Linked DNA regions of Mus musculus: region 2 is linked to region 1. The links are chromatin loops, found by intact Hi-C in ENCODE. Cell type or tissue: left cerebral cortex. All regions are shown on one strand. Links, peaks and the distances in the headings refer to the core of each region. The heading gives the core; the rest is flanking DNA. Region 1 holds the start of Rsl1 (regulator of sex limited protein 1). Region 2 holds the start of Zfp456 (zinc finger protein 456).

Region 1 (16,042 bases), core at 3,289-11,288:
CTGTGTTTAACTAGCTACGAAGAAGCTTTCAAGACAGTTGAATTTCTTTTCCCTTGAGAACTTGCTGGGTCTCCGTTCACCAGATTGCTTCATTCTGCCTGTGTCTTTTAGATCTGCTGGCCTCCTCACAGCCACTTAACTATGCACTGTAGACAAAAGACTGTTTTCTGGGCAGTCACTCTTTAAAGAACATGCATTTCAGTTGTCCTAAAGCCTTATGACTGATAGCTATACCCTCCTTCCTGCTCTGAAATCACCTAGCACTTCAGTCACAAGACTCAGAGGATTACAGCTGTATCTGACATGAAGGTCTCCCAGCTAAGGACCAGTTATCATAGTGATAGAAGCTGCCTTGCAAGCTTCCAAATGAGAGAAGCAGTAAATGATCCTAGTTAGCTGTTACCTAGTTCTGGGGCAGTAGACCACAGAAACATCCCATATGGTGTGATATCCCTAAGGTGCCACAGTGCCAATCACATCTTGACATTAGCAGCAGTATAATTGGATTTAAAGGTCGATCAAGTAGACATACGTCATGGATAGAAGCATGGGCTGCCACCCATGGCTTGTTAGGTCTTGCATCCTGGAGGACAGGCTAATGCCACCTTTCTAAACCATCATAAGTTTAACTGCATTCTGAAGACTTTTCCTAAGGTCTACACATACGTGAAGCTCTTACTGCTCCTCAAAGTACTTCTTGCTGCAGCATAGAGAACGTTAAAGAAAATCGAAACTTACCCAAATGCAGAGAACTATAATCTGTGTCCAGACCCAATAGATGCATCTATACCACACTTTCTGCATATAGTCATCAAGGACTGTTTCTGGATAGGGGCAGATCGATTATGAGAGTCAGAGGTCCAGGAGGTCGGCTGTGAGGTCGAGCAGCTTAGAAAGTGAAGGGAAGCCGCACCCTTCAACATGACTGACTTAGCAATGGCAATGGCTCATGGTTCCTGCAGGGGGAGTCTCCTGGGTAGACAAAGATGTATGGGCACCTAAGAATGGCTGAGAGAGGGGAGAATCAGTCTTTCCCAGGGCTGAGTCCACTCACTATTCAAAGCTAACTCACACAATTATAACAAAATACTGCATTAATACATAAATTCCTGATGTCATGAAGTGGTGAAAAAGGAAAAGTAACATATGACTCATTTTATAGGTAATTCTGGGACTTTACTCAAGGAATTATGAAAAGTGGGTCCTGAAATACCAAATTCTTGAAATAATAAACTAGCATCAGCAAATCTATTTCTCTGCTACAGCGCTGATACACGGTGCAAAAATACACGCTTTAGGGAACATTGCTCACATACATGGCTCTGTACCCACCTGAGAATAAGAATAACGGGAACATGGGTAAAGAAGGAGCAGAGTGATGTCGGGAACATGGCAAAAGAGCAGAGTGATTGTTCTATTTAAAAATCTCATACATTAGGGTTAGTCCTTTGCATGCTGATTTTCTCTTATGTTCAGAACCTTGAATGATATTAGTCTGTGAGTTCTTCCTTTAGTGTTCTACCCCTTGCCTCCTCCATCTACTGTCCCTTGTCACTGTGCTTTGTGTTGCTGCTGAATTCTGGACAAATGCAGAAACCCAGATGACAGCCAGAGCCACCTCATTAAAGTCTGTATTTTCATTTCATTTCACATTCATGGCTGTGGATATTTAGTGTTGACAAGAACCTTCTCCCTCACCAGGACTTTCTGTTGTGAGAACTGTTTATTTGTGTGGTTTATAATAAGCATATGGCATTAAATGGATGCTTCTGTGGATGTACTTATTTTACATTTCCTCTGTCTTCAATGTATAGAGCCCATGTGGTCTTATAGCATCCTTTACCTTGTTTTTCCTTGAAGATGGGTCCATTGTGAGGTCATATGAGCACCTTTGATGTGTCTGAAGAATATTACTCACTAATGTGAGAAACGGGTCTAGCTCTCTTTCATCCTTACACAGAATCTAGATTTGTGTCCACAGGCACATGATGCCCGTGTAAGGGTTTCTATCACTGTGATAAAGATCATGAGGAAAGGCAACTTGGAGAAGAAAGGGTTCATTTCAGCTGACATCTTCAGGTAACAGATCATCACTGAGGGAATTCAAGTCAGGAACCAGTGCAGAGGCCACACAGGAACACTGTTTATTGGCTGGTATTCCATGGCTTGCTCAGCCTGCTTTCCTATACCATACAAAAACACCTCCCCAGTGGGGTCCCACCCATATTGTAGATATCTCATTATCAACACTAATTAGGAAAATGCCATAGGCCTGGCTACAGGACAATGTCATGGAGACTTTTTTTCAAATACTCTTCTCTCTCCTCAAATAATGCTAGCTAGTGTCAAGTTGACCGGAGAACTATCCAGCAGAGTTCATCGTGGTATTTAAATGATTTTAGTGGTTTTAATTCATTTAAGCTGTGATATCATTCATTGGTCTTCATTTCAGGAAATGCTGTCATTCAGGGATGTGGCCATTGATTTCTCTGCAGAGGAGTGGGAATGCCTGGAGCCTGCTCAGTGGAATCTGTACAGGGATGTGATGCTGGAGAATTACAGCCACCTTGTGTTCCTGGGTGAGCACTGCATCTGTAGAGCATTTGTATCTCACCATCAACATGCAGCTTCCTCACTTTGTACAATACGGGACTCATGGGAGTATTTGCTTTTCAACAGAAACTTTCATATTCTTTTAAAAAAATTAGTCAGGTTGTTGTACAGCTAAGAACTACTTCATTGATTTTCTCTTTGTGTGTTTAACCTTTCTGTGTTAGACGTATATATCTTTCACTACCAGAAATTCAAGGGCTGGGCATGGTGGCGCAAGCCTTTAATCCCAGAACTTGGGAGGCAGAGGCAGGTGAATTTCTGAGTTCCATGACAGCCATGGCTACATAGAGAAACCCTGTCTCAAAAAAAAAAAAGAAAGAAGGAAAGAAAGAAAGAAAGAAAGAGAGAGAGAGAGAGAGAGAGAGAGAGAGAGAGAGAGAGAGAGAGAGAGAGAGAAAGAGAAAAAAAGAAAGAAATTCAAGGGCACGAGGCTTGGAGTACACTTATTAATTATAATGTTTAACAATTCAGTTTTAATATTTCTCCCTTTAAATGAAACTTACAATCTGGACATTGTATGTTCCAATATGTATTCTGGTAATCTTGTCAAAAACTATTGTAAAGAAATAATTCTCTTTCCTTGTAAACACTGTTGCTTGAAGGGTCATATCAATTCCCTGTAGATGAACTCTTATACAATCTCATTTCCTTTTCCTACAAACAGGGCTTGCTCACTCTAAGTCACAGCTGCTGACATTTCTGGAGCAAAGACAAGGCTTTGCTGGTGTGAAGAGACAAGCAGTAAAAGCAGTGTTCCCAGGTTGGTAGGAAAGAGGAGGTCGGAACAACGTGGAGGTTCAAAGATCTAACAGATCCCATATACCTTGAAACATGATGTCGTTGTCAAGAAAGGCTTAGGCCTCTCTCTTTTGTCTTTGCTTCTAGAGAAGGACATGTCTCAGATGTTTGTTTGTGGTGGTTTAAGTGTATTTTGTGTTTCCTGAGCAGTGAACTGTGCTTGTATTTACAGTGACTTCCAGGGCTCTTCATTTTGTTGAGTCTCCATTATAAAGTGAGACTCAGGGAAATGCCAATCAGTGGAGGTCAAAGTTATAGTCATTTATCCACTGGGATTGAGAGCTGGCTCATGCCAGAAAGATCTGTACACCAAAGGGAGGCATGATTGGGTCAAACCCACAATTCCACCACACAGAGACAGGCAGGGCCAGATCACTCAACAGATTCAGTTCTGTTGATTGGAACAATTTAGGGTGGGGAGCACTTGGATAAAAGCCGTACAACCAGACTCACGTTGAGCAGTTCTTTCTCCACTGATCTTAGGGGAGAGTCAAAATATTGACTTATTATATGAAGTGTATATATATATATATATATATATATATATATATACACTTTACTTGAACTACAGGTACAATAATTTAACAGAGGCTATTTTTTTTTCATCAAAGATTTACAACTAGTTATTTATCAGGGCCAGACCATTGGACTTAGGAAGAGAAGGATGACAGGACCCTTCATGAATAGAACCGCATCAAACTACACAGCTAGGGTAATGTGATGAATTAACATGACCTGTGCACATGTAAGGTCTTGACAGTTTCAAGGAAAAGTTTATAGAAAACACAACATGGTCATTATGATTTAGATAGCATGTAGACTTACCATAATCACTAAGTTCATGGTTATAGCGTATGGCAGAATTTAGCTATGGTTTTGGAGTTATGACTAAGAGGCTTTAGCAATGTGTCTCTTCTATCCTTTTTAAGAATGTGCATTCCGTTAGTTGTTCTTGTTCTACACAGCTTTCTACCATGAGATAAATAATAGCAACCTCTTCTGGAAACAGTTAACCTCTTAGATGTTCTCAAGAGCATGGTGTCTTCCCCTGTCTTGTCCTGCAATTGTCCTTCTACCTGGCACAGAGTTGGGAAGCCCATCTGACCCAGGACAGAGGCTGTGGGAGAAATTCTGAGTCAGTTATGCTTGAGCTGGAAGTGACTGGGGCATATTCTATCTCTGGAACTAGGTTTACAGTGAGCTAAAATAGCATATGATGATTTATAAAATCATTCTCTGTATTCAGAAGGCATTGTTTCTCTGTAAGACTGAACCCAGGCATGTACCTAAGCATGACTTGTTTCAGTACTTCTGGTGTGGGCAGACAGCCTGAGAAACTCAATATGTGTTTTCCTCTTATAAAAATCCCAATGTTAAGGATTCTGTCCTGATTCTATGAGACATAGATATATTGGCTCCGTTGTGGATCAGTGTCTAAGCTTTACATACAAAGTATACCTGTAGCCTTGGAAAGAGACATTTAAAGAGAAAACCCACAAAATAGGACACCTGAGGGACTTAAAAAGTTCTAGAGATGAAAGAAGCGTATCAGGGCTTGCTGGAGCAGAAACAAAGGCCAACTTCAGCCATAAGACAGTGGAGCCCCAAACACACACACACACACACACACACACACACACACACACACACACTCCTCAGAGGAATAAGGTTTGCAAAAGGACCCAACCTCACTTTCATCTCCAATCACCCAAACAAGCAGGGCAGCTAGAGGACTCTTCCCACCAAAAAATGGCTTCAACCCTTGTCCATAGTGAGCTTGAGTCCTGGACCTACAGGCTGGCTAGACTTCTGTCATGCATGGGTCCCTGCCTCTTCCCACTGTGGAGCCCCTGGCCTGGTGGTTACCTCAGTAGCCTATGTTCTGCAGTAGAGGTGATCCTGACACTACTTTGCTTTTATAGTATATGAATGGGTCAGTGAGATTATATAGCTCAGTCCCAGCAGCCAAAGGATCCCTTTGGGCAAGTGTGGTAGGGAGTTACTAGGTTTAGACTTTTGACAAGACCATAAGGGGAACTTGGTGCTGGGCATGAGTGCGTTGAGAAGCGGACATGGACTTTCGTGGAGGACCACTAAAGCAACCTCAGCAAGGACGTTGGCATCTCTCCTAGAGCCCAGACAGGAGAACAGAGGAACTCTATAGCTTCCAGTTGCCTTAGTTCTAAAGTGAGCTCAGACAGTGGCCCTGAGGAACAAGTGTAAGAAACAGAACAATAGCTGAGACAGCATACATCAGGTGGATTTTTCAGTCATTCACTGCAGCATCCACAGAAATGGCATAATACATGGATTTGCCTGAACTCAACATCTTTAGCTTAGATGTTAGAAGGAGATGCAGGGAAGGATTCCCTGTCAGCAGTTTGTCTACTTACTAGAATCTTTACCAGACAAAATACATCTTTACCTACCTCCTTGGAGGACCAGAAGCACTAGGTCGGGTTTTGGTGACAGCAAATACATTCGTCATTTCGGGACACTTTGGCTCCGACTTGATCTGGTGTATAAAGCCAAACCCACAATTGCATCATACCAGGGCAGCCCAGCCCCTGAAACTTCAAGTGTCAATTCCCTTGGGTCAAACAATTGAAACAGTGGATCTTCCAAAGCTCCAGGTTTGGAGGCCGCATGGCAACATTTTATCTGTACTATTGGTTAGCTTGGGTGACCAGTTAGATAAAACTCAGGCAGAATGGAGTCCCTTTGGCTCCTTTGGTCCCTTTGGAGTCTTTGCAATGTTTGCACACATCTGAACATCTGTGCACTTTTCTGCAGACCTAAGTATGAAATCATTGTGAAAGACTAACATTACACTTAAGTGCATCTCAAATCGCTTACGCTCATGCTAATGAAACTCATCCCAAGAGCTCTTTGTGAAGGATGAAAAATTTCTCAAATGTTTTCCTATCACATACTCAATAATAAGGATTTAAAATGCATGCCTTTTGTGGATACAGAATTCAAAGATTAAACCATGCCACTGGGATTGTGTGTTTAATACCTTATCAATAAGTTTTCACAATTTTGTGGATTCAAGATTTTTTTCCTTTGTTCTTTGATCTTCTGTACCGATGTTTCTAAGCGTGCATTGCCTATCATCACTTGGTATGCTCACCCTATATATTTCGATGGATAAGTAAAATACATTGATTGAACTCTTAAGTCTATGCTTATGTAGTCTTAGAGGCTACTTTGGGTCTGTGTTCCACAGTGGAGTAGACTCCACTGCAGCTGATTTTTTAGTACCTGCCTTTAGTTCACAGGATCTAAGGAATGGACAAGGCTTTGACTCCATGTGATCCCCTGGCTGTTTTGTTAGCAGCCCCATGTACACTGATTTCTGAGGGCTCTCAGAAGGAAATCCTAGTTGCAGGCTACTCAACTATTGTGGTGAGGGTGTATACCACTTTAAAATGTTTGTGCTCTGTACACTCTTGTTTCTACAGTACAACTCAAAGCCTTGTGCATTTATGTCTCACCTGCATACAACAAGTAGGGGAAATGACTGGATGTGTGACCTGCTTTTATTACAGACACCTTTCTACCAACAGATCAACAGTAGTAGTCTCTGTTGGACATAGGTAGCCTGTTAGCTGGTTTTAATCAATGCCTCCATGGGCTTCTTGTTGATCTTCTTTCCAATGTCTGAGAGTCCGGGGCATTAACTCAGGACAAGAGATTTAGAGGAATGTTAGATACACACATGCTTGGGTGTGGCATGGGGATGTCAAATTTTATCTTCAGAGTCAACCTCCTTGGCCTGCTCAAACAGCATGTGTTTCTGTATGTGTAATATTAGCAATGCCCTGGAGGAATTGTTTCTATATATTCAAAAAGTAGAAACACAAACAACAGTATACAAGTTTGTTGGGGCAGACACCAAGCCAGCTTTGTATCCCAAGTCCATTTGTCAAAAGCCACTGAGGAGCTAGGAGCATAGTCAGGAACGCCAAGGCTGGTTTCAAACATTTTATAAAGTTAGTTTTCCTTGCCACGTTGGTTAGTGTATTGCTTTGTTTATTTAACGAACAACTAAGTCAACGTGCCCCCCGTCCCGTCCCCCCCCCCCCGGCCAGGAAGTAGTAATATTAAAATTACTACTAGAAATGACTTGTAAGCCAAAAGTTTCTGTCAAAGGCTTGACTCAAATCCATACATCTCCGATGTGGTTCTGGGGTCGAAAACCAATCTCATTACCCACAGCTTTTCTGCAGATAAGGCTTCCTCCTTGCACCTTCAACTGTGTGTTCCCATCCACAAAACTCTCCAAACAGTAGACTTCACCCACCCTGGGTTCTGGGATTTCCTTCGCACAGACTTCTGGGAGATGTAGTCCGCACCACTGTGACCACTGGGAGCCTTCCAGGAAATCCCCTTCTGAGTTCAGGTCTGTACTCGTGCGTCTTTCTTAAGGTTGGGCGGAAATCGTATGCGGCTATCTATTCCAGTTGTCTCTGACAAGAAGGTTGGTCCAGGCAGCAGCGTAGCCTGGGGCTCTGTGCGGGATCTGTGTCAAGGAGGTTGGTTCAGGAAGCAGCATAGCCTGGGGTTCAGTGCCGGGAGCTGGGCTCTGTCTTGGAGGGAGCGCTTGAGGACTGGGTGGGAGGGCGGAAGCAGCTGCCAGGACTGGCTGTGCTGAACTGGCTGGGGCCACTGAGGCTGCAGTTTTGGAGTGAGGGGACTGGCCTTTTGGGATTGTGTCCTGAGTGAAGGTTTCCTTTAGAACACCGAGAGCAGCCCGAGTCTGCCTTGGTTCTCTGGTACACTGGAGCAGCTTGGTAGTGGAGGACTAGATTGCAAACTAATGGTGATGAGCTGACTACCTGCTCCTGAGAGAGTGCCAGAGCTCACAGACCTGCATTGCTGGAAGCGCGCGTCCCTGGCTGCCCCCATCTCACCTGGATGCTGCCAGAGTCCTTTGTGTCTTTAGAGTAAAAGGGTTTCTGGTCCCCGTGTACTCTGTAGCCAGCTTATAGCAATGGCCTTGAGGTCTGACTGTGTTCATTTTTCGCTGCCAGTAAAGAATTAAGAGAGGAAAAATCCGAGTTACAACAGCTGTCGTGTTGGGGAATTCTGGGACATAGCCAACATATCTGTCTGAATGCACGGAAAATCTTGGACTAGGGTTGAAGAAACACATGCAGTGGACACACAGGCAGGAATGTCTACAAGGCAGAGTGGGATCAAAAGGAGCTCACACCATGTTTCACCTTGAGGGCTGTGTTTACTAAACTTGACAGGACCTCCATCCCTACTTTACAGTTGAGAATTTTTAAAAAAATATTTATTTATTTATTATATGTAAGTACACTGTAGCTGTCTTCAGACACTCCAGAAGAGGGTATCAGATTTCATTACAGATGGTTGTGAGCCACCATGTGGTTGCTGGGATTTGAACTCAGGGCCTTTGGAAGAGCAGTCGGTGCTCTTAACAGCTGAGCCATTTCACCAGCCCCGAGAATTTTTTAAAAAGAGAGTGTCCGCTTGGCCCCAAATGGTTCCGGTCAACATGACATTATCAGGGCTTGGACTTGTTGAGGAAGTTTATGGACATTGTGTATATTTCTGCCATTGTTTCTGTTATCTTGTAACTTTGCTTCCCATGGTAATATGAGGTATAAAAGGGCGGTGAAAAATAAACTCGAGGCTGCTGTGGTATTGACCAGCAATCCTCCCAAGTCTATTTCTTGGCTCTGCATCTTTTCTGCCTCTCCTGTCTTTAATCCTCACTCCATACTCAGAGACTCTTTGACTCTTGACCCAACCTAGGAGTTGCTGCTTCGTGATCTGTGTTGTATGTATTTTAAGCACTGTGTAGTATAGACAGGCTGGTAGGGAATGGGAAGTCTGTATTGTTTGGAACCTGATCAGGAATCCAGCCCTCTCTTTGCCTCTCATGTTGACTTCCCACCAATGTCCTGCTAATCTTTAGATCTGCCCAACTCTGAAAATATATCTCTGTCACTGTCAGGAGATGCAAGAGTTCTTAAAACATCTGTGCTGTCCTTTCTGTTGCTCTAGACTTCTTCTAGGATGGGCTTCCATTGAGTGGAATGTAACCATCGGGCTCCCAGTTATTGGAAGAATATGTAGTAATTGTTAATGGGTGGAAGTGTTCCTGCCTCAGGTCAGACATTATTTGCATTTCTTCCCCATAGAAAGTGAATTTTGCAAGTCTCTGATTCCCCTGCAATGTTTGCTGTTAATTGTATTGGCTAAAACCCACACAAAACGGTATCCTGTTTACAGGTCCCCGGACCTCCACCCCAGAGGCTCACAGGAGATTGTACTCAGGACAGCAGACAAACACCCATGCAGAATGGAGGAAGCAGTGCTGGCCAACATAGGGAGTGAGCCCTGCAGTTAATTCTCCATAGTGAGCATGCTCTGATTCTCTCACAGAGAGTTGTTTTTGTCTTTGCTCTGCTCTGGGCTCCTGCCATTCTCCACATTGCTGGTTTTCCCGTGGCCTTGGTGATGCAAACATTAAAAAAAGTGTAATCTGCTTTTTCATACTTGTAAAGACAGGATCTTTCTCTACTAGCTGTATAGAAGGTTTCAAGACCTTTCAATTTATTTTTCCCTTGAGAAACTCCTATTCAACAAAGTGCTTCATTATGTCGGTTCATTTTGGAGACATTCTGGCCTCTCCATCGCTGCTGAATTCTGCTCATTAGACAAAAGACTATTTTTGGTGCAGTCATTCTTTAAAGAGGATATATTTATGTTGTCCTATAAAGTCTTGTGACAATAGCTATTCCTCCTCCCAAGGGTGGAAACACCTTGCACTTCAGACACAAGACTCAGGGCATTGCAGCTGGATCTGACATGAAGATCTGAACAGGGACGAGTTGTCCATACGGATTGAAGGTGCTTTGCCAGGTTCCAAGGGAGAGAAGAAAAAAAAAATAGCTCTGCTTATCTTTTACACCAGTGGGCCACAGCAATGTCCTGTATGTCATTCCAGCCATAAAGATGCCACAGTGCCACTCAATATCTTGGCATATGCAGAAGCTGTCCAATGGGACTTAAAGCCTCATCAATAGAAGTTACATCATGCTTAGAAGCTACCACAGGTGACTTGTTAGGTTGAAACCTTAGAGGGGAACATACTAATGACATGTTATTAAAGCATCCTAAGCTCTCACTGCATTCTGATTGCTTTTCCTTAGACCTACACATGAGTGTGTAGCTCTTACTGTTCAAAGCACTTCTACACATGAGTGTGTAGCTCTTACTGTTCAAAGCGCTCCTACACATCAGTGTGTAGCTCTTACTGTTCAAAGCGCTCCTACACATGAGTGTGTAGCTCTTACTGTTCTTAGGGCTCCTACACACGAGTGTGTAGCTCTTACTGTTCAAAGCACTCCTACACATGAGTGTGTAGCTCTTACTGTTCAAAGCGCTTCTGTCTGCATCAGAGAGAACTCTGCAGAAAACTGAAGCTTACCAAAGCCCAGAGGACTATGTATGACCTTGTGATCTGACCCAATAGGTATGTCTACAATTTCTGCACGTAATACCCAAGGAACATTTCTGGAGCAGGAGCAGTTTGAGTATGAGGACCCGATGTCCTTGTCAAAACCAGAGGTTTGCTGTGAGTTCATTAATGGTTTTAATGAATTACAGTGTGGTATTATTCATTGGTCTTTATTTCAGGAAATGTTGTCCTTCTGGGATGTAGCCATTGATTTCTCTCCAGAAGAGTGGGAATGCCTGGAGCCTGCTCAGTGGGACCTGTACAGGGATGTGATGCTGGAGAATTTCAGCCACCTTGTGTTCCTGGGTGAGCATTGTATCTATAGAGAATTCCTATCTCACCCCTACCATGAACATGTAGCTCTCCCGCTTTGTACAATATCTCATGGAAGTATTTCAACAACGAGTTTCATATCCATCATTTGAAGAAAAATTAGGGAGGTTACTGTACAGCTAAGAAACATGTCATTATTTTTCCTTGCTGTGTTTGAAATGTCTGTGTTGGAAGCATGCCTCCTTTAGTCTTCTGAGACTGTTAGAAATGCACCCACATCAGGCGTGGACCACATTTGTTAATGAAATTGTTTCTCCATTCAGTTTCATGTTTTCCCTCTAAAGAAACTCAGAATCAGGATATTGTACATTCCTTTCTGTATTTTACTGTCCATGTCAGAAACCCTTGAAGGAACTAATTGTCTGCAGTTATTTATTGTATCATGTCTTTCCTTATAAACACTGTACTGAAAGAGAGAGTAAAAGAACACTTAAGCAATCTTAACTTCTTGTTCTCCAACCAGGTCTTGCTGTCTCTAAGCCATTCCTGGTGACATTTCTGGAGCAAATACAAGGGCCTTGGGACATGAAGAGACAAGGAACGGCCCCTGTGTACCCAGGTATGTAGGAAAGTGGGCGTCAGGGGACAGAGTTCAAGTCCAAAGATCCAACAGCCAGGCTTTCCCATGTGCCTTGAAATAATGTATTATGAACATCATTCTTTAGGTCTCTCCTTCACATCTCTCAGACATTTATGGTGGCTTAAGTCTCTTAGGATTTATATTTTGCAAACAGTGTGCCCTGTGTATGTTTTTACATGGACTTCCAAGATTTTTCTTGTTGCTGAGTCTCTATTGTAATGTAACACTCGGGGAAATGCAACTGAGTATTGGTCAGACCGGGAGTCACTTTTTTGATGGTGTTAAGGCAGACTTGTGCCAGAAAGCTCTCATACTGAAGTGAGCATGTCTTGGTTAATAAAATCAATGATATGTTCCCATGACACAGAGGCAGGCAGAAGCAGGGTGCTCAACAATTTCAGTTCTGTTGATTAGGACAAATTGGGCTGGGGAGCCGTTGGATAAATTCAGACTAACAGGAGTCCCTTTGGACAGTTCATTTCTCACTGATCTTAGGTAGCATCTGTCGAATATTGTCTCACAGTCTGCTGAGGAATTCTGCTTATAGAATCAGACCTAGCTCCAGGGCAGAAATTAGCTTTGTTAGGAGGAGGAGAAATGAAAGCAACGGACAGGACACGGACATTTGAACTTGCATGTAGTTTTCATATCATTTGGATGGCAGGTGTTGGCAAGTCCTGTTCCCCATGCTTCCTTATCCTGAGATGAGGCTAGCATACATTTCCTCTGATAGGTCTGTGTCCCATTGGACAGTGTGCTAATAGTAATCGTGTTCATCTACCCTGGATGTGTCCTGTCATGCAAGCTAGGTGGTGTGTTAGCCTTCTTCACTCCAGCGTTCAGGTTTGTTAACTAGTTTATAAACCACACCGGATTTTGAATATTATGCCATACTGAGTAAACTGTAAGGTGACTTTAAATTTGTTTGAGCTCCCTGTTTTAGGCTAAACGTTGACATGTACAGAGGACTATATAATGGAACGTTGGTATTAGTCGCTTACTCTAGTATTGTCTGTATGAATGAATTACATTTGAATTCAGCATGAATCCAAACACAATTTGGGCACATTGACTGTCACTCATTAAGTAGATCATCATTACCAATTATGGCTTAATTATATTTGCTGTGGCACTTACAGTGAATTAGTGACTCTCATCAGATTAAAATTTTAATAAATGAAAGTAATTATCTCTATTAAAAATTTCAGCCTCAAAAATTACAGTTGTTAAGACTGGTTAAATGGCTAACTGGTTAAGATCACTGGCTTCTCTTCCCGAGGAAGAGTTCAGTTGCCAGCGTCCACATGGCAGCTCCCAAGTGTTTGTAACTTCACATCCAGGGGATCTGACACCATCACACAGACATATATGCAGACACGCATTTAGCAAAACACCAATACACGTGAAATAAAAATTAAATTAATAAAAAATTACAGTTTCTGAAGTGCAAACCTCTTATCTCTAAATAAACTTGAACATAAATACACCCTGGAGGAGCTGAGGGCTTCACTGTCCTGATCTCTTTATGGTGCCCCTTTCCACAGTCCTGGTCAGTCCTCCAGACAGTCTCTGTGCCTTGTTTTATTTCATCAGGAAATAATACAGAAAAGACAATAGTATGCCTGGCCTTTCCAAGAATAAAAAGGCATACAAGTAATTCTCATTTCTTAGCATGACACCATTTTCCACGTACTTAAAGTTTAAGAAAGTTAGCGAAGACATAGTGACTAGATAGACATCTTTAAGTCAGAAGTGTTTTCTAACCTGAATAGAAGTTTATAATGTAGGAACATGAGTAAATTTTGACTACTAAATGTATTTTCTTTTAGTCTCTTTTATTATAATGCCTGTGTTCCATAGTCAGACGGAATGTGACCTAGCCTCATGGTTTTGTACTTTTGTCCCCCTCTTTATTTATATGATGAGTATTATCTTAAGTAATTTTAATCTTTTCATTAAAGGTATAATTTCAAATGTGGATTTTTTGAATCTTAAAATAGTTACACTGACCTACACAGAGAAAATTTATATGCCAGCAAGAGGTTTAGAGATGTCAGTAGACTTGGAAGAAAGGCATCTTTTGTGAACAAAGATGGGAAGGAGAGTATAGCAGTTCAGTCTGTAACTGAAGGAAGAGTCAATTGACTGACCTGGCTTATTGAGTCCATTTTTGAAGGAATGTAACATTGAACAAGCCCAGCTGTGATTGTATTTAGCAGGCACAGCTAGACTTATGAAGATGGTAGTTGTTCAGCTTAGTTAATACTGTGCAACATCGGCTGAATAAAAGAAGGTTCCAAGCAACCTACACAGAGAGGGTAATCTGATGAATGAATTTGACCTGTGCACATACTGGTAACCTATTGTGCCTTGACAGTTTCCAGGGGCAACATCATAGAAAACCCAAGATTATCTTTATCGTTTAGATAGCATGTAGACTTTCCATAGTCACTACGTTGATGATTATAGCACCTGTCAGAATTTAGTTATGATTTTGGCTTATGATTAAGACACTTTAGCATCTTTTATCTATGTTTACGTTGTGCATTCCATTAGTTGTTCTTATTTTACACAGCTTTCTACCATGACATAATTACTAGCAGCCTCTTCTGGAAACAGGTCACTTCTTAGCTGTTCTCAAATGCATTGTATCTTTCCCCAGACTGTCCTGATGCTGTCCTTCTACCTGTGACAGAGTCAGGGAGCCAGTCTGTCCCTGGACAGATACTGTGGGAGAAACTTGAGTCAGTTATACTTGAGCCTGGACTTGGTGGGGCTCATCCTATCCCTGGAACCAGGTTTTCATTGAGCTAAAAGCCAGACAGAAAATACCTTCTTGGAGGACCAGAAGGACTAGGTTGCATTTTGGTGTGAGAAATGACATCGGTCATTCCAGTACCCTCTGGCCCTCATTTACTTGGTTTTAAAAGCTGACCCACAGTTGCATGATACCAGAGGCAGGCCAGTGTCCTGAAATTTCAAACCTTTTCATTCTATCTATTCAGACCATTCAAAGAGTGGCCCTTCCCAAGCTCCAGGTTTGGAGGCCGCACGACAACATTTTCTCAGCAGTATTGCTTAGCTTGGGTGAGCTGTTGCATAAAAATCAGGCCAAATGGAGTCACACTGGGCAGTAGCAGTCTTTGCACTGTTTGCACACAACTGAAAGTTTGTGTATTTTACTGCCGACCCAGGTATGAAATCATTGTGAGAAACTAACAGTACACTAGTGTGTCTCAAATCACTTATGCTCATGCTAGTGAAACTGATGTCAAGAGCTCTTTGTGAAGGATTAAAAGTTTCTAAATTTTTTTCCTATCACATAGTAAATAATAAGAATTTAACATGCATGCCTTCTGTGGATACATAATTTGAAGATTAAACTATGCCACTTGGAGTGTGTGTTTAATACCTCCTCAATAATTTTCAGAATTTTGTGGATCCAAGATTTTTTTCCTTTGTCCTTTGGTCTTGTGTATCGTTGTTTCTGAGTGGGCGTTGCCTATCATCACATGGTATGCTCACCCTATATATTTTGTTCTATTTTTAAAATACCTTGATTGAACACTTGAGGAGAGTGTAAGATAAAAATACCTATAATCTTTGCTTCTGTGAAATTTCCCTTCATGGATAACTACGGCTCTGCCATTGTCATGCCCTGTTCATTGTCTCTCTCCACTCAGTGTTCAATGGTTATTTAATCTGATAAATTAATTAGTTTTAGAAGCAGGTGATTTTATTGCCAGGACTAGTGTCCTCGTCTGCCATTAATACCAGCACTTGAATCGTGGTAGCAGGTAGATCTCTGAGTTCAAGCTCAGCCTCATATATGTACCAATTTCCAGTACAGGCAGTTCTACAAAGAAACCCTGTCTCAAAAAAATCTGAGACCACCCAAACAATATAACTAATAGATAATTGAGATATCTATTTATTGACACATACGTCGCTCCAGCAAAATTTCCGTTACTCATGGGTGAGCTTGATATTTATTATTCTGCCTTGATATCTCTCAAGTATATATTTTCCATTCATCAGTATAAATCATAAAATACTGTCCCAAATCCTTAGGCTATATAATTTAATCTTGATGTGGACAGTGTACTTGTTATGCAACATATCTTTTGTACCTTCCAAAATAAATCTTTTTACTTAGGATAAAAGTGTGTTCATCCAATCTCACACAACCATAATTAACTTTTTCTTTGTTTAGGCTTGGC
Region 2 (16,042 bases), core at 3,812-11,811, 200 kb after region 1:
GCAACGTATGTGTCAATGAATAGATATCTCAATTATCTATTAGTTATATTGTTTGGGTGGTCTCAGATTTTTTTGAGACAGGGTTTCTTTGTAGAACTGCCTGTCCTGGAAATTGGTACGTATGTGAAGCTGGCCTTGAACTCAGAGATCTACCTGCTACCACGATTCAAGTGCTGGGATTAATGGCAGCCAATGACACCAGTCCTGGCAATAAAATCACCTATTTCTAAAACTAATTAATTTATAAGATTAAATAACCATTGAGCACTGAGTGGAGAGAGACAATGAACAGGGCATGACAATGGCAGAGCCGTGGTTATCTGTGAAGGGAATTTCACAGAAGCAAAGATTATAGGTATTTTTATCTTACACTCTCCTTAAGTGTTCTATCAATGTATTTTTTAAATACATCAAAATATATAGGGTGACTCAGAAACAATGATACACAAGATCAAAGGACAAAGGAAAAAATTTTGGATCCACAAAATTCTGAAAATTATTGAGGAGGTACTAAACACACACTCCTAGTGGCATAGTTTAATCTTCAAATTATGTATCCACAGAAGGCATGCATGTTAAATTCTATTATTGACTGTGAGATAGGAAAAAATTTTAGAAACTTTTCATCCTTCACGAAGAGCTCTTGGCATCAGTTTCACTAGCATGAGCGTAAATGATTAGAGACACACTAGTGTGCTGTTAGTTTCTCACGATGATTTCATACCTGGGTTGGCAGTAAAGTACACAAACTTTCAGTTGTGTGCAAACAGTGCAGAGACTGCTACTGCCCAGTGTGACTTCATTTGGCCTGACTTTTAGCCGACAGCTCACCCAAGCTAAGCAATACTGCTGAGAAATGTTGTCTTGAGGCCTCCAAACCTGGAGCTTGGAAAGAGCCACTCTTTGAATGGTCTGAATAGATAGAATGAAAACGTCTGAAATTTCAGGACAGTGGCCTGCCTCTGGTATCACGTATCTGTGGGTCAGCTTGTAAAACCAAGTAAATGAGGGCCAGAGGGTACTGGAATGACCGATGTCATTTCTCACACCAAAATGCAACCTAGTCCTTCTGGTCCTCCAAGAAGGTATTTTCTCTCTGGCTTTTAGCTCAATGAAAACCTGGTTCCAGGGATAGGATAAGCCCCACCAAGTCAAGGCTCAAGTATAACTGACTCAAGTTTCTCCCACAGTGTCTGTCCAGGGACAGACTGGCTCCCTGACTCTGTGACAGGTAGAAGGACAACATCAGGACAGTCTGGGGAAAGATACCATGCATTTGAGAACAGCTAAGAGGTGAACTATTTCCAGAAGAGGCTGCTAGTAATTATGTCATGGAAGAAATCTGTGTAAAATAAGAACAACTAATGGAATGCACACCTTTAAATTAGATTAAAGATGCTAAAGTGTCTTGATCATAACTCCAAAATCATAACTAAGTTCTGATGATGCTAAAATGATCAACTTAGTGATTATGGTAAGTCTACATGCTATCTAAACGATAAAGACCATCTTGGGCTTTCTATGATGTATCCCCTGGAAACTGTCAAGGCACAATAGGTTACCAGTATGTGCACAGGTCAAATTCATTCATCAAATTACCCTCGCTGTGTAGGTTGCTTGGAACCTTCTTTTATTCAGCCGATGTTGCACAGTATGTACTAAGCTGAACAACTACTGTCTTCATAAGTCTAGCTGTGCCTGCTAAATACAATCACAGCTGGCCTTGTTCAATGTTAGCATTCCTTCAAAAATGGACCTTATAGGAAAGGTCAGTCAATTGACTCTTCAGTCAGTTACAGACTGAACTGCTATACTCTCCTTCCCATCTTTGTTCACAAAAGATGCCTCTCTTCCAAGTCTACTGACATCTCTAAACCTCTTGCTGGCATATAACTTTTCTCTGTGTAGGTCAGTGTAACTATTTTAAGAAGATTCAAAGAATTCATATTTGAAATTATATTCATATTTAAAATAAAAAGATTAAAATTATTTAAGATAATACTCATCATATAAATAAAGAGGGGGACAAAAGTACAAAACCATGAGGCTAGGTCACATTAGGTCAGACTAAGAAACACAGGCATTATGGGAAAAGTGATTTAAAGAAAATACAGTTAGTGGTCAAATTTATTTATGTTCCTAAGTTATAAACTTCTATCAGGTTAGAAAACACTTCTGACTTAAAGATGTCTATCTAGTCACTATGTCTTCGCTAACTTTCTTAAACTTTAAGTACATGGAAAATGGTGTCATGCCAAGAAATGATAATTACTTGTATGCCTTTTCATTCTTGGAAAGGCCAGACATACTATTGACTTTTCTGTATTATTTCCTGATGAAATAAAACAAGGCACAGAGACTGTCTGGAGGACTGACCAGGACTGTGGAAAGGGGCACCACAAAGAGATCAGGACAGTGAGGCCCCCAGCTCCTCCAGGGTGTATTTATGTTCAAGTTTACTAAGAGATAAGAGGTTTGCAGTTCAGAAACTGTAAATTTTTTTATTAATTTAATTTTTATTTCACGTGTATTGGTGTTTTGCCTCAATGCATGTCTGAATATATGTCTGTGTAATGGTTTCGGATCCCCTGGATTTGAAGTTACAAACACTTGTGAGCTGCCATGTGGATGCTGGCAAGTGAACTCTTCCTCGGGAAGAGAAGCCAGTGATCTTAACTGGTGAGCCATTTCTCCAGTCCCAACAATTGTAATTTATGAGGCTGAAATTTTTAATAGAGATAATTTCTTTCATTTACTAAAATTTTAATCTGATGACAGTCACTAATTCACTGTAAGTGCCACAGCAAATATAATTCGGCCATAACTGATAATGATGATCCAGTTAATGAGTGACAGTCAATGTGCCCAAATTGTGTGTGGATTCATGCTGAATTCAAATGTAATTCATTCATAGAGACAATACTGGAGTAAGTGACTAATACCAATGTTCCATTATACAGTCCTCTGTACATGTCAAAGTTTAGCAGAAAACAGGGAGCTCAAACAAATTTATAGTCACCTTAAAGTTTACTCAGTATGGCATAATATTCAAAATCCGGTGTGGTTTATAAACTGGTTAACAAAACTGAACACTTGAGTGAAGAAGGCTAACACTCCACTGAGCTTGCATGACAGGACACATCCAGGGTAAATGAACACAATTACTATTAGCACACTGTCCAATGGGACACAGACCTATCAGAGGAAATGCATGCTAGCCTCATCTCAGGATAAGGAAGCATGGGGAACAGGACTTGCCAGCATCTGCTGCGCCTGTCTCCCTCTGACCTGTAAGCCAGACTAGGAACTCCTACTCCTAATCTGCAGGGAAGATGGATTACTCCTCCTGTCTCACAAGGCAGGGGATGGATCATCTCATGCTGAGGAGGATCTTGGACTCAGCACCACAGTCTAGATGTCTCAAATGCAAGCACTCAGTGCAATTACCCTGCACGCAGTGTCTCTTTATATGAAAACTGAGAATACTGTGTACAGAGGAACCTCCTACCAACACCTGCCACCCAAACGGTATGGGAACTATATGCAAGTTCAAATGGCCATGCCCCGTCCGTTGCTTTCATTTCTCCTCCTTCTAACAAAGCTAATCCCTGCCCTGGAGCTAGGTCTGATACTATAAGCAGTCCTCAGCAGAATGTGAGACAATATTCGACAGATGCTACCTAAGATCAGTGAGACATGAACTATCCAAAAGGACTCCTATTAGTCTGAATTTATTCAACTGCTTCCCAGCCCAATTTGTCCTAATCAACAGAACGGAAATTGATGAGCTCCCTGCTTCTGCCTGCCTCTGTGTCATGGGAACGTATCATTGATTTTATTAACCAAGACATGCTCATTTCAGTACTAGAGCTTTCTTGCACAAGTCTGCCTTAACACCATCAAAAAAGTGACTCCTGGTCTGACCAATACTCAGTTGCATTTCCCTGAGTGTTACACTACAATAGAGACTAAGCAACAAGAAAAACCTCGGGGTCCCTGCAAATACATGCACAGGGCACACTGTTTGCAAAATATAAATCCTAAGAGACTTAAACCACCATAAATGTCTGAGAGATGTGAAGGAGAGACCTAAAGAATGATGTTCATAATACATATTTCAAGGCACACGGGAAAGCCTGGCTGTTGTATCTTTGGACTTAAACTCTGTACCCTGACACCCACTTTCCTACATACCTGGGTACACAGTGGCCATTCCTTGTCTCTTCATATCCCAAGGCCCTTGTCTTTGCTCCAGAAATGTCACCAGGAATGGCTTAGAGACAGCAAGACCTGTTTGGAGAACAAGAGGTTAAGATTGCTTCAGTGTTCTTTTACTCTCTCTTTCAGTACAGTGTTTATAAGGAAAGACATGATACAATAAATAACTGCAGACAATTAGTTCCTTCAAGGGTTTCTGACATGGACAGTAAAATACAGAAAGGAATGTACAATATCCTGATTCTGAGTTTCTTTAGAGGGAAAACATTAAACTGAATAGAGAAACAATTTCATTAACAAATGTGGTCCACTCCTGATGCCAGTGCATTTCTAACAGTCCCACAAGAGCAAAGGAGGCATGCTTGAAACACAGCGAGGAAAAACAATGACATGTTTCTTAGCTGTACAGCAACCTCCCTAATTTTTCTTCAAATGATGGGTATGAAACTCGTTGTTGAAATACTTCCATGAGATATTGTACAAAGCGGTTTGTACCCTACATGTTGATGGTAGGGGTGAGATAGGAACTCTCTATAGATACAATGCTCACCCAGGAACACAAGGTGGCTGAAATTCTCCAGCATCACATTCCTGTACAGATCCCACTGAGCAGGCTCCAGGCAATCCCACTCTTCTGGAGAGAAATCAATGGCCACATCCCAGAAGGACAACATTTCCTGAAATAAAGATCAATGAATAATATCACACCTATAATTAATTAAAATCATTAATAAACTCACAGCAAACCTCTGGTTTTGACAATGACCTCTAGTCCTCATACTCAAACTGCTCCTGCTTAGAAATATTCCTTGACTATTATGTACAGGAATTGCAGACATTCCTATTGGGTCAGATCACAAGGTCATACATAGTCCTCTGCACTTTGGTAAGTTTCAGTTTTCTGCAGAGCTCTCTCTGATGCAGCCAGAAGCGCTTTGAACAGTAAGAGCTACACACTCATGTGTAGGAGCGCTTTGAACAGTAAGAGCTACACACTCATGTGTAGGAGCGCTTTGAACAGTAAGAGCTACACACTCATGTGTAGGAGCACTTTGAACAGTAAGAGCTACACACTCATGTGTAGGAGCGCTTTGAACAGTAAGAGCTACACACTCATGTGTAGGTCTAAGGAAAAGCAATCAGAATGCAGTGAGAGCTTAGGATGCTTTAGTAACATGTCATTAGTATGTTCCCCTCTAAGGTTTCAACCTAACAAGTCACCTGCGGCAGCTTCTAAGCATGATGTAACTTCTATTGATGAGGCTTTAAGTCCCATTGGACAGCTTCTGCATATGCCAAGATATTGAGTGGCACTGTGGCATCTTTATGGCTGGAATGACATAGAGGATATTGCCGTGGCCCACTGGTATAAGAGCTAAGAGGGCTATTGATTGCTTCTCTCCCTTGGAACCTGGCAAAGCACCTTAAATCTGTATGGACAACTCGTCCCTGTTCAGATCTTCATGTCAGATCCAGCTGCAATTCCCTGAGGCCTCTGTCTGAAGTGCAAGGTGTTTCCACCCTTGGGAAGAGGGAATAGCTATTGTCACAAGAGTTTATAGGACAACTAGATTATATCTTCTTTAAAGAATGACTGAATAGAAAATAGTCTTTTGTCTAATGAGCAGAATTCAGCAGCAATGAAGAGGCCAGAACATCTCCAAAATTAACCGGCATAATGAAGCACTTTGGTGAATAGGAGTTTCTCAAGGGAAAAATAAATTGAAAGGTCTTGAAACCTTCTGTACAGCTAGTAGAGAAAGATCCTGTCTTTACAAGTATGAAAAAGCAGATTACACTTTTTTTAATGTTTGCATCACCAAGGCCACGGGAAAACCAGCAATGTGGAGAATGGCAGGAGCCCAGAGCAGAGCAAAGACCAAAACAACTCTCTGTGAGAGAATCAGAGCATGCTCACAATGGAGAATTAACTGCGGGGCTCACTCCCTATGTTGGCCAGCACTGGCTTCCTCCATTCTGCATGGGCAAGTGTCTGCTGTCTTGAGTACAATCTCCTGTGAGACCCTGGGGGTGGAGGTCCGGGGACCTGTAAACAGGATACCGTTTTGTGGGGATTATAGCCAGTACAATTAACAGCAAACATTGCAGGGGAATCAGAGACTTGCAAAATTCACTTTCAATGGGAAAGAAATGCAAATAATGTCTGACCTGAGGCAGGAACACTTCCACCCATTAACAATTACTACATATTCTTCCAATAACCAGGAGCTCGATGGTTACATTCCACTCAATGGAAATCAATCCTAGAGGAACTCTAGAGCAACAGAAAGGACAGCGCAGATGTTTTAAGAACTCTTGCATCTCCTGACAGTGACAATCAGAGATATATTTTCAGAGAGTCGGGCAAATCTAAAGATTAGCAGGACATTGATGGGAAGTAAACATGAGAGAGAGGCAAAGAGAACGATGGATTCCTGATCAGGTTCCAAACAATACAGACTCCCCATTCCCTACCAGCCTGTCTATACTACACAGTGCTTAAAATACATACAACACAGATCACGAAGCAGCAACTCCTAGGTTGTGCCAAGAGTCAAAGAGTCTCTGTGTGTGGAGTGAGGATTAAAGTCAGGAGAGGCAGGAAAAAAAAAATGCAGAGCCAAGAAATAGACTTGGGAGGACTGCTGGTCAATACCACGAGCAGCCAGCAGCCTCGAGTTTATTTTTCACCGCCCTTTTATACCTCATATTACTATGGGAAGCAAAGCTACAAGATAACAGAAACAATGGCAGAAATACACACAATATTCATAAACTTCTTCAACAAGTCCAAGCCCGAATAATGTCATGTTGACCGGAACCATTGTGGGTCAAGCGGACATTCTCTCTTTTTTAAAAATTTTCAACTGTAAAGTAGGGATGGAGGTCCTGTCAAAAGTTTAGAAAACACAGCCCTCAAGGTGAAACATTGTGTGAGCTCCTCTAGATCCCACTCTGCCTTGTAGACAGTCAGACCTCAAGGCCATTGCTATAAGCTGGCTACAGAGTACACGGGGACCAGAAACCCTTTTACTCTAAAGACACAAAGGACTCTGGCAGCATCCAGGTCAGAGTGGGGCAGCCAGGGATGCGCGTTTCCAGCAATGCAGGTCTGTGAGCTCTGGCACTCTCTCAGGAGCAGGTAGTCAGCTCATCACCATTAGTTTGCAATCTAGTCCCCCACTACCAAGCTGCTCCAGTGTACCAGAGAACCAAGGCAGACTCGGGCTGCTCTCGGTGTTCTAAAGGAAACCTTCACTCAGGACACAATCCCAAAAGGCCAGTCCCCTCACTCCAAAACTGCAGCTTCAGCGGTCCCAGCCAGTTCAGCACAGCCAGTCCTGGCAGCTGCTTCCGCCCTCCCACCTAGCCCACAAACGCTCCCTCTAAGACAGAACCCTGCTCCTGGCACCCAACACCAGTCTACACTTCTTCCTGAACCAACCTCGTTGACACAGAGCCCCAGGCTACGCTGCTGACTGGACCAACCTTCTTGTCAGAGACAACTGGAATAGATAGCCGAATATCATTTCCGCCCAACTTTGAGGAAGAGGCACAAGTACAGACTTGAAGTCAGAAGGGTATTTCCTAGAAGGCTCCCAGTGGTCACAGTGGTGCGGACTACATCTCCCAGAAGTCTGTGCGACGGAAATCCCAGAACCCAGGTTAGGTGACTTCTACTGTTTGGAGAGTTATGTGGATGGTAACCCACAGTGGAAGGTGCAAGGAGGAAGCCTTATGTGCAGAAATGCTATGGGTAATGCGATTGGTTTCGGATCCCAGAACCACAACGGAGATGTACGGATATGAGTCGAGCCTTTGACAGAAACATATGGCTTACAAGTCATTTCTAGTTGTAATTTTAATATTACTTCTTCTTGGAAAAAAAAAAAGTTGACTTAGTGGTTCCTTAAAATAACAAAGCAATACAGTAACCAGCGTGGGAAGGAAAAGTAACTTTATGAAATAATTTCCTGATGCTAGTTTATTATTTCAAGAATTTGGTATTTCAGGACCCACTTTTCATAATTCCTTGAGTAAAGTCCCAGAATTACCTATAAAATGAGTCATGTTACTTTTCCTTTTTCACCACTTCATGACATCAGGAATTTATGTATTAATGCAGTATTTTGTTATAATTGTGTGAGTTAGCTTTGAATAGTGAGTGGACTCAGCCCTGGGAAAGGCTAATTCCCCCCTCTCTCAGCCATTCTTAGGTGCCCATACATCTTTGTCTACCCAGGAGACTCCCCCTGCAGGAACCATGAGCCATTGTCATTGCTCAGTCAGTCATGTTTAAGGGTGCAGCTTCCCTTCACTCTCTAAGCTGCTCGACCTCACAGCCGACCTCCTGGACCTCTGACTCTCATAATCGATCTGCCCCTATCCAGAAACAGTCCTTGATGACTATATGCAGAAAATGTGGTATAGATGCATGTATTGGGTCTGGACACAGATTACAGTTCTCTGCATTTGGGTAAGTTTCAGGTTTTTTTTAACGTTCTCTGTGCTGCAGCAAGAAGTACTTTGAGGAGCAGTAAGAGTTTCACGTATGTATAGACCTTAGGAAAAGTCTTCAGAATGCAGTTAAACTTATGATGGTTTAGAAAGGTGGCATTAGCCTGTCCTCCAGGATGCAAGACCTAACAAGCCATGGGTGGCAGCCCATGCTTCTATCCATGATGTATGTCTACTTGATCAACCTTTAAGTCCAATTATACTACTGCTAATGTCAAGATGTGATTGGCACTGTGGCACCTTAGGGATATCACGCCATATGGGACGTTTCTGTGGTCCACTGCCACAGAACTAGCTAACAGCTAACTAGGATCATTACTGCTTCTCTCATTTGGAAGCTTGCAAGGCAGCTTCTATCACTATGATAACTGGTCCTTAGCTGGGAGACCTTCCTGTCAGGTACAGCTGTAATCCTCTGAGTCTTGTGTCTGAAGTGTTAGGTGATTTCATTGCAGGAAGGAGGGTATAGCTATCGGTCATAAGGCTTTAAGACAACTTAAATGCATGTTCTTTAAAGAGTGACTGCTCAGAAAACAGTCTATTGTCTACAGGGCATAGTTAAGTGACTATGAGGAGGCCAGCAGATCTAAAAGACACAGGAAGAATGAAGCAGTCTGATGAATAGAGACCCAGCAATTTCTCAAGGGAAAGGAAATTCAACTGTCTTGAAAGCTTCTTCATAGCTAGTTAAACACAGCAGCTTCCTGACTTTATAAGCAAGCAGAAGGGTAGACTGGTAGGTGGGGGACAGACCCTACTTTGTTTCATCTTAGGTCAGTGATACCCAACCTGTGACAATCCTTTTGGCAAACCTGTCTCCAAAAATATTTGTTTATATTAAGATAACAGTAGCAAAACTACAATTATGAAGTAGCAACGAAAAACATTTTGATGGGGCTTGCCACGAGATGAGGAACTGTATTAAAGGGTCACAGCATTAAGAAAGGTGAGTCGGCTGAACTAGGGAATCACAAAGAAGATGGAAAAATGATCAGCATGGAGAAGGGCAAGTCCCCAGGAAGGAGGGAAACAGTATTGAGAATTAACTGCAAGGATGCCTGCCACGCTCTCCGGTCGAGTCAGTGTGACAAGCCGAAAGGCTTGGAAGCTACTCACAAAGCAAAAGAGTTTCACAGAAACTCACTCCTGGAGTCTGGCGTTCTCTCTAACCCATACATTAATTTTCCATTCCCGCGTTAGTCTAGTGTATGGATCCATGTGCTCTCTTTTAGTATTACCGTATTATAAGTGCCTTTTAAGATTGAATTCTGACATAGCTAAAGCCAGTGTTCCAACAGTCCTAGAATGTCCTTGAGCAAGACCTTGGACTTGGAATTCAGTAAGAATGTTGCTATTCAGTGACATTCAGTACTGCCCCTGGTATTACACTACCACTTTGAGTAAAAGCTAGGTCACTGCCCTTCACAGGAATCTACCATCACCAAGGAAGAAAGAAGTTTCTGACCGTAGGAGAAACCAGAATAGATACTTAGAACTGAAACTGAGTTACACCCATATACAGGAATTTACAATGGTTTAGGAAGTAGATCTGGCTGTGGTTTTAGAGTATTGCATTATTCATGAGATGGTTAGCTAGAACGGAACTCCCTAGTTAGAACCATGACTTGGGTGTGAAAGCCCTTGGCCTAGGAGTGAAAAGACCTCACACCTGGCTTCTAAGACTATAGCTGACCTTAGATAGGGCTGACTTTGTCTCAGTTAATTTTATTGCCCAGTTCCTTCCAGTCTTTGCGTTTTCATTCCTCTGTTCTGTGTAAGAGTCATTAAGCATCCGGCAGCCTCATTTGTACCTTGTGGGTATGTCACCCAACTTCCTTATTGCCTTCTGTATAAAAAGTCTGATGCTCGATTTGACAAAATGCATTCAAATTCTACACAACCTCTCCTGTGTGCATCTGTCAATTCATCCGACGCTTTGCCCACCTGCAACTAGAGACCCGTTCCACGCAGACAAAGGGGCCCAGAGGGGTCTGCAGCAGATCCCTCCCTATGTCACCTCACACAGGCCACCACTATTCTGCATTGGGAACATGGGAAAGTGTCTGTTGTTGTAAGGCCAGTGTGCTGGGGATTCTGTGGGTTATGGGTGGTAGGTCTTTGAACTTAGAAGGGATTTTTGCCAATATAATTAATGAGAATCATTAAAGAGAAATTTTTGAAAATTTCATTTTCATTAAGGAGGAAATGCAAATAATGTCTGTTCCAGAGAGAGGCAAATTGTTATTCATCAAAACTACTACTTATTCTTATAATACTTGGGAGCTAAATATCTATACTCCACTTGTATGGAGACTGGTCCCAGAAGCAACCCTAGAAGTAAAAGAATGAACAGAGTAGATGTGTTATAAACTCTTGCGTCTCCTGTCAGTGTCTCTCACGGATATCTTTTCAGAGAAGTCACACAAAAGTAAAGACTAGCAGGATATTGGTGGGAAGTCAAAGTGAGATTCAAAGAGAGGATTGGATTCCTGATTAGGTTCCAAACAATACTGACTCTCCATTCAAACCCAGCCTATGTACATTAAACACCATAGTGCTTAAAATGCACAGTACACACATCACAAAGCAGCACCTCCTAGACTTTTGCCCCAAGGCTTAATTCACATAAGAGTGGTATGAAACAATCATTAATTTTTGCTTCAAGGAAATACATTTTGCAACTTTATGACTGAGAAATGAATAAACCATGAAAAAAAATATGGGAGACCGCAATATACAGAATCTGCTTTGGAAACAGGAATTGTGTAATTTTAATTTAAAAATAAATATATCATGCTAGGCTGTGTACATTAGATGTCTAGATGAATCTGTGGATTTTAAAGATCCCATGTATTTTTCTGAGTCTGAAAGCACCAGTACATGGAGTGTATTCAGTTAAGCGTGGGGACTCGCACCCTGATCCATCTGACTTATTTTTACATGGATTCTGGAAAGAGGAGAACAATGGAAAGGAGACTTATAGAGAATTGGCATGGGACCAGACTCCTTTCACATAGTTACTACATAGGATACTACATAGGATGATGACTATGGAGGACACTATGAAAAATACTTTAATAACACAAAATGGCAATGTAATAAGAATCTGCACTCCTCAGGTTGATTCTTTGCATATGTGTTTGACTCCTGTTCCAATCCTTTGTACTTTGTCTTCATGGCCTCGATATAATCACACACGTCAGCAGGATCTGACTGCCATCACCCATCACCCCCTCAGAAGTTTCTAGATATGACTTGTCTAATACAGCAAGGTTCATGCATGAGTTGTAAAGACAAGTAACTCCTTACCTCATACTAACATTAGGAAGCCTGGGAGGACAGAGGGACAACTGCACTTAAGACCTAGACTTAAACCTGTGCAAGAGGACGGCATCCCACACTAGCAGTTTGCTTTACTGGTTGCAGACGGCAGTACCTGTGTGAGGGACCGTGGAGGACGTGGGTTTGTTCCAGCTAACTGTAAGAAGCCTCTACAAGCAGCTAAACCTGTGGGACAGGGACACAGGAAGGTATCCCAGATGAAGATGCAGAAAAAGACACAGAGACGTAAGCCACAGTAGCCTGCATCAGTCAAGAACTGCAGAAAGGCCGGGTGTGGTGGCGCACGCATTTAATCCCAGCACTTGGGAGGCAGAGGCAGGCGGATTTCTGAGTTCAAGGCCAGCCTGGTCTACAAAGTGAGCTCCAGGACAGCCAGAGCTATAAAGAGAAACCCTGTCTCGAAAAACCAAAAAAAAAAAAAAAAAAAAAAAGAACTGCAGAAAGGCAATGAAGAAATGAAGGAGTCTCTGCCTAGATATGGAAGGACCAAACTGGAAGAATTCAGGGAAGACCAGAAGGAAGCATTCTCAGGTCATGGCATGATCTAACACAAGCTAGCTATCCAAAAAGGATGGATATTTGCTGCAAATAGGCAGAATATTCAAGCAAGGGAAAGAGGAGAGTCCTTCCTCACACAGTAAATCCAAACAACTAATCACCCAAATGTACCATCTTTAACAAGAGCATGTTAGTGAAAACAAAGTTTGAATCCCCACATGGATTGAGTCAGCAGAAGGGAAGCACATGTAGTTTGTAAGACACCAAAGGGGTTTGCCACGGCTCTCACTGGAAGACATGGAATGAATCATACAGAGTATTTCTCACATCCATCAAGCATGTTTAAATGTTTTCTGACACAGCCTGAGGCAGCCTACAATGGCCTTGAATTTTTTTTTTTTTTGGCTTTTTTTTTTTCTTCAAGACAGGGTTTCTCTGTGTAGCCCTGGCTCTCCTGGAACTCACTTTGTAGATGAGGCTGGCTTCAAACTCAGAAATCCATCTGCCTCTGCCTCCCAAGTGCCAGGATTATATATATACATTGGCCTCGAATTTGCTATGAAGCAGGGGATGACCAGAGGGTCCTGCCCTCTCCCCCTCACAAATGCAGAGATGACAGAGATGTGCCTCACAGTAGGCTCAAGCTTCTTTCTATCACAGGTCTGTTTACTTTAAGTCACAAGAATACACACAGGTCTGTGAGCTCTTCCTCACCCTGCTGACCTGACACAAAAGCCTGGCCCCCCTAAAACAAGGACACGTTAGTTTTCACCAGCTCCTAATACCCTGCTCATAAACGTTCTCAGGTTCAAGGCCTGATCAATGACGTTGACATAATCATAGTGTGCCAAGCAGACATTGTGTCTTATTTACAATTATGCAACCCTACTTTATGGACAGGAAACCTATCCAAGACTTAAGGAAACCCAGCCCTCAAGGTGAAACCAGGTAGCAGGTTGCCTGCTTTGCTGACTTCCCTCTGTGTATCCACTACATGTGTTTCCTCACCCATAGTCAAAGACTCTCAGTGACCTCCCATTCTGGCAGATCTCTCTGCTGTGTTCCAGATTTTCCAATCTATGACCTGTTGTGCCTTGGATTTTTATTCTCGCTTAATTCCTTAACTGACAGAGAAAATGAACATAATATGGATTGTTGAAAGCGGCCAGATACAGAGTATAGGGGGACCAGGTACCCCATTTGCTGTAAAGGTACTGACTGAGGCATCTGACAGCATCCACCTGAGAATGGGGCAGCTAGGGGAGCATGCTTCCCAGCAAAGCTGTCAAAGAGTTCCCAGCACTGCCTCAGGTGCAAGTAGTCATCTCACCATCACTAGCTTGCAATCCTGGCCCCTGCTACCAGAATGTTCCTATGTCCAAGAACACCCTGTGGTGTCCTATGAAAACCCTTACCCAGGACACAATCCCAATCGCCCCATTCCCTGTCCAGGACTTCAATGTCCCGTGACCCAGCCAGTTCAGCACAACAAATCCCAGCAGCTTCTTCAGCCCTCCCTCCTAGCCCAGGTCCACTCAGCCCCCACCTTCCACACCCCCACTCTACTCGCCTTTTCCCAGCCCAATGCTTGTACAAAGCCCCAGGCTATGCTGCTTCCTGAACCAACCTCCATGACAGAGACAACAGGCGTGTACAGCCGTTCAGGACTCTCGCAAAACTTTGAGGAAGATATACTTGTACAGAAAGAAAGCTAAAGTGGGATTGCCTGGATGGCTCCTCATGATGGCACAGTCGCATGGACTACATATCCCAGAAGTCTGTGCGAAGGTATTCCTGGAACTGAATGTGGTCTTTACCTGGTTCTTAGATTTGTAGCCTTCTCTCTGTCTTTATATTGGAACTTGGCCTACATTAAAGCGCTTGACTCTAATGTAGACTCTGTCTTAATACGCAGTATTGCAAATAAATAAATAACACTTGTTCCTCTGTACTGACACTCTGCATGAGACATAAATGGATTGTGAGACCCCGACTTAGAGCGTTTCTCCCTGGAAGGTAAAGCCCCTAGATATTCCCCCAAGCTTGTTTTTCCTGATCTTTAAAAATACAGCTAGAAATAAGCTCTTTGTTCTCTATAGGCAACAAAAAGCTTTTTTGTTTCTATACTGTACAACCAGAGATGCCTGCCTTCCTGTGCCAAGGACAAGGAGATGAAAATTCAGAAAGAACTCACTCCCCACTCCTGCCATGTAAATTTCACCAAGGACACCCGGAAGAGAAGAACTCTTCCCAACTCCTCCAAACTCTCCTCTCAACTCCTCAGCTAGCTGTTAAAAAGTCTCCTACTGTCACCGCTCAGGGTCGAACTCCCCTGCCCTGTGAGGTGCGAGGGGTTTGTCCTCAGCTAGCTGATAATAAAACCTCTTGCAGTTTGCATCAGGTGTGGTTATCTCTTGGGATGTTAGGGCGTTGGCCAGCTCATCCTTGGACTTGAGCGGAGGCCCAGCTTCGGGAGTCTTACATATGGGGGCTCGTCCGCGGGATTTGTGGCCTACCCCAGTTCTCAGAGACCCCGCTTGGAGGTAGGATCCTATCTTTGTCTATATTTTTGTCTGTATCTTTGTCTGCCAGCTGTGTTTGAATTCAGTATTCTAGTTTGCAGTAGTCCGTGCTCGTGAGAGCAACGAACTCCCTGTCCGGGAAGGAGGGGAGGGTTACTGACAGAAGTGTCAGGAGTAACTGGCTGCCACCCTGGGAGACGTCCCAGGAAGTCTGAGGGAGCTCCAGGGACACCTGGAGATCTCCCATCGAGGTGCCAAGTGAGAGTGTGCTCACTCAGCCGTCTGATTGGGTCCTGGTCTCGGTTATTGTAATCTTTGTGTGTGTATATATTGTTTGTTTCTCTGTATGTGACTCTGACGATGGGACAGAATATTAGCACTCCCCTTGGACTGACTCTTGAGCATTGGACTGAAATTAAGACTAGGACTCACAATCTGTCTGTGGATGTCAGAAAGATTTTAGAGAGCTTTCTGCTCTACAGAATGGCCAGCTTTTGATGTTGGTTGGCCAACAGAGGGTACTTGATTTGATTTTGATTTCTGCCATTAAAGATATTGTTGGGCTGGAGAGATGGCTCAATGGTTAAGAGCACTGACTGCTCTTCCAGAGGTTCTGAGTTCAAATCCCAGCATCCACATGGTGGCTCACAACCATCTGTAATGAGATCTGATGCTCTCTTCTGGTGTGTCTGAAGACAGCTACAGTGTACTTATATATAATAAATATAAATAAATCTTTTTTAAAAAGATATTGTTATGCAGAAGAGATGGGGTCTCAGCCAGATCAAGTGCCCTACATTCTCATCTGGAAAAATTTAGCGCAGGACACCCCATCCTGGTTGAAGCCTTGGGTTCAGAGGAACAAGCCGGGCTTCCGAGTCCTGGCTCTCCGCCACTCAGAGAAAAAAAACTAAGATAAAAATGGCAGGGGCTAAACCACAACC

What was found. A loop is a pair of places that touch in the nucleus more often than their neighbours do. Peaks named below come from ENCODE experiments on the same cell type or tissue, not always from the same donor. Only the 100,000 strongest peaks of a DNase experiment are listed, where the experiment ranks them.
Region 2: it touches region 1 in a loop (19-fold over the local background); 9 of 42 quality-filtered maps call a loop at or near these places.

What each region holds. Positions count from the first base shown.
Region 1 is chr13:67,165,360-67,181,401 of GRCm38, forward strand. It overlaps Rsl1 (regulator of sex limited protein 1), which reads left to right and starts at 7,823. Exons shown (of 4, transcript NM_001013769.1): 1 at 7,823-7,894; 2 at 11,089-11,215; 3 at 11,706-11,801. The coding sequence starts at 7,859. In left cerebral cortex, for the core only: no CTCF peak of the experiment used is centred there; DNase peaks (open chromatin) are centred at 7,791 and 8,473; H3K4me3 peaks cover 1,280 bases; H3K27ac peaks cover 466 bases.
Region 2 is chr13:67,367,983-67,384,024 of GRCm38, forward strand. Zfp456 (zinc finger protein 456) reads right to left here and starts at 7,781. Exons shown (of 4, transcript NM_001001186.3): 1 at 7,708-7,781; 2 at 4,769-4,895; 3 at 4,195-4,290. The coding sequence starts at 4,892. In left cerebral cortex, for the core only: no CTCF peak of the experiment used is centred there; a DNase peak (open chromatin) is centred at 7,850; H3K4me3 peaks cover 689 bases.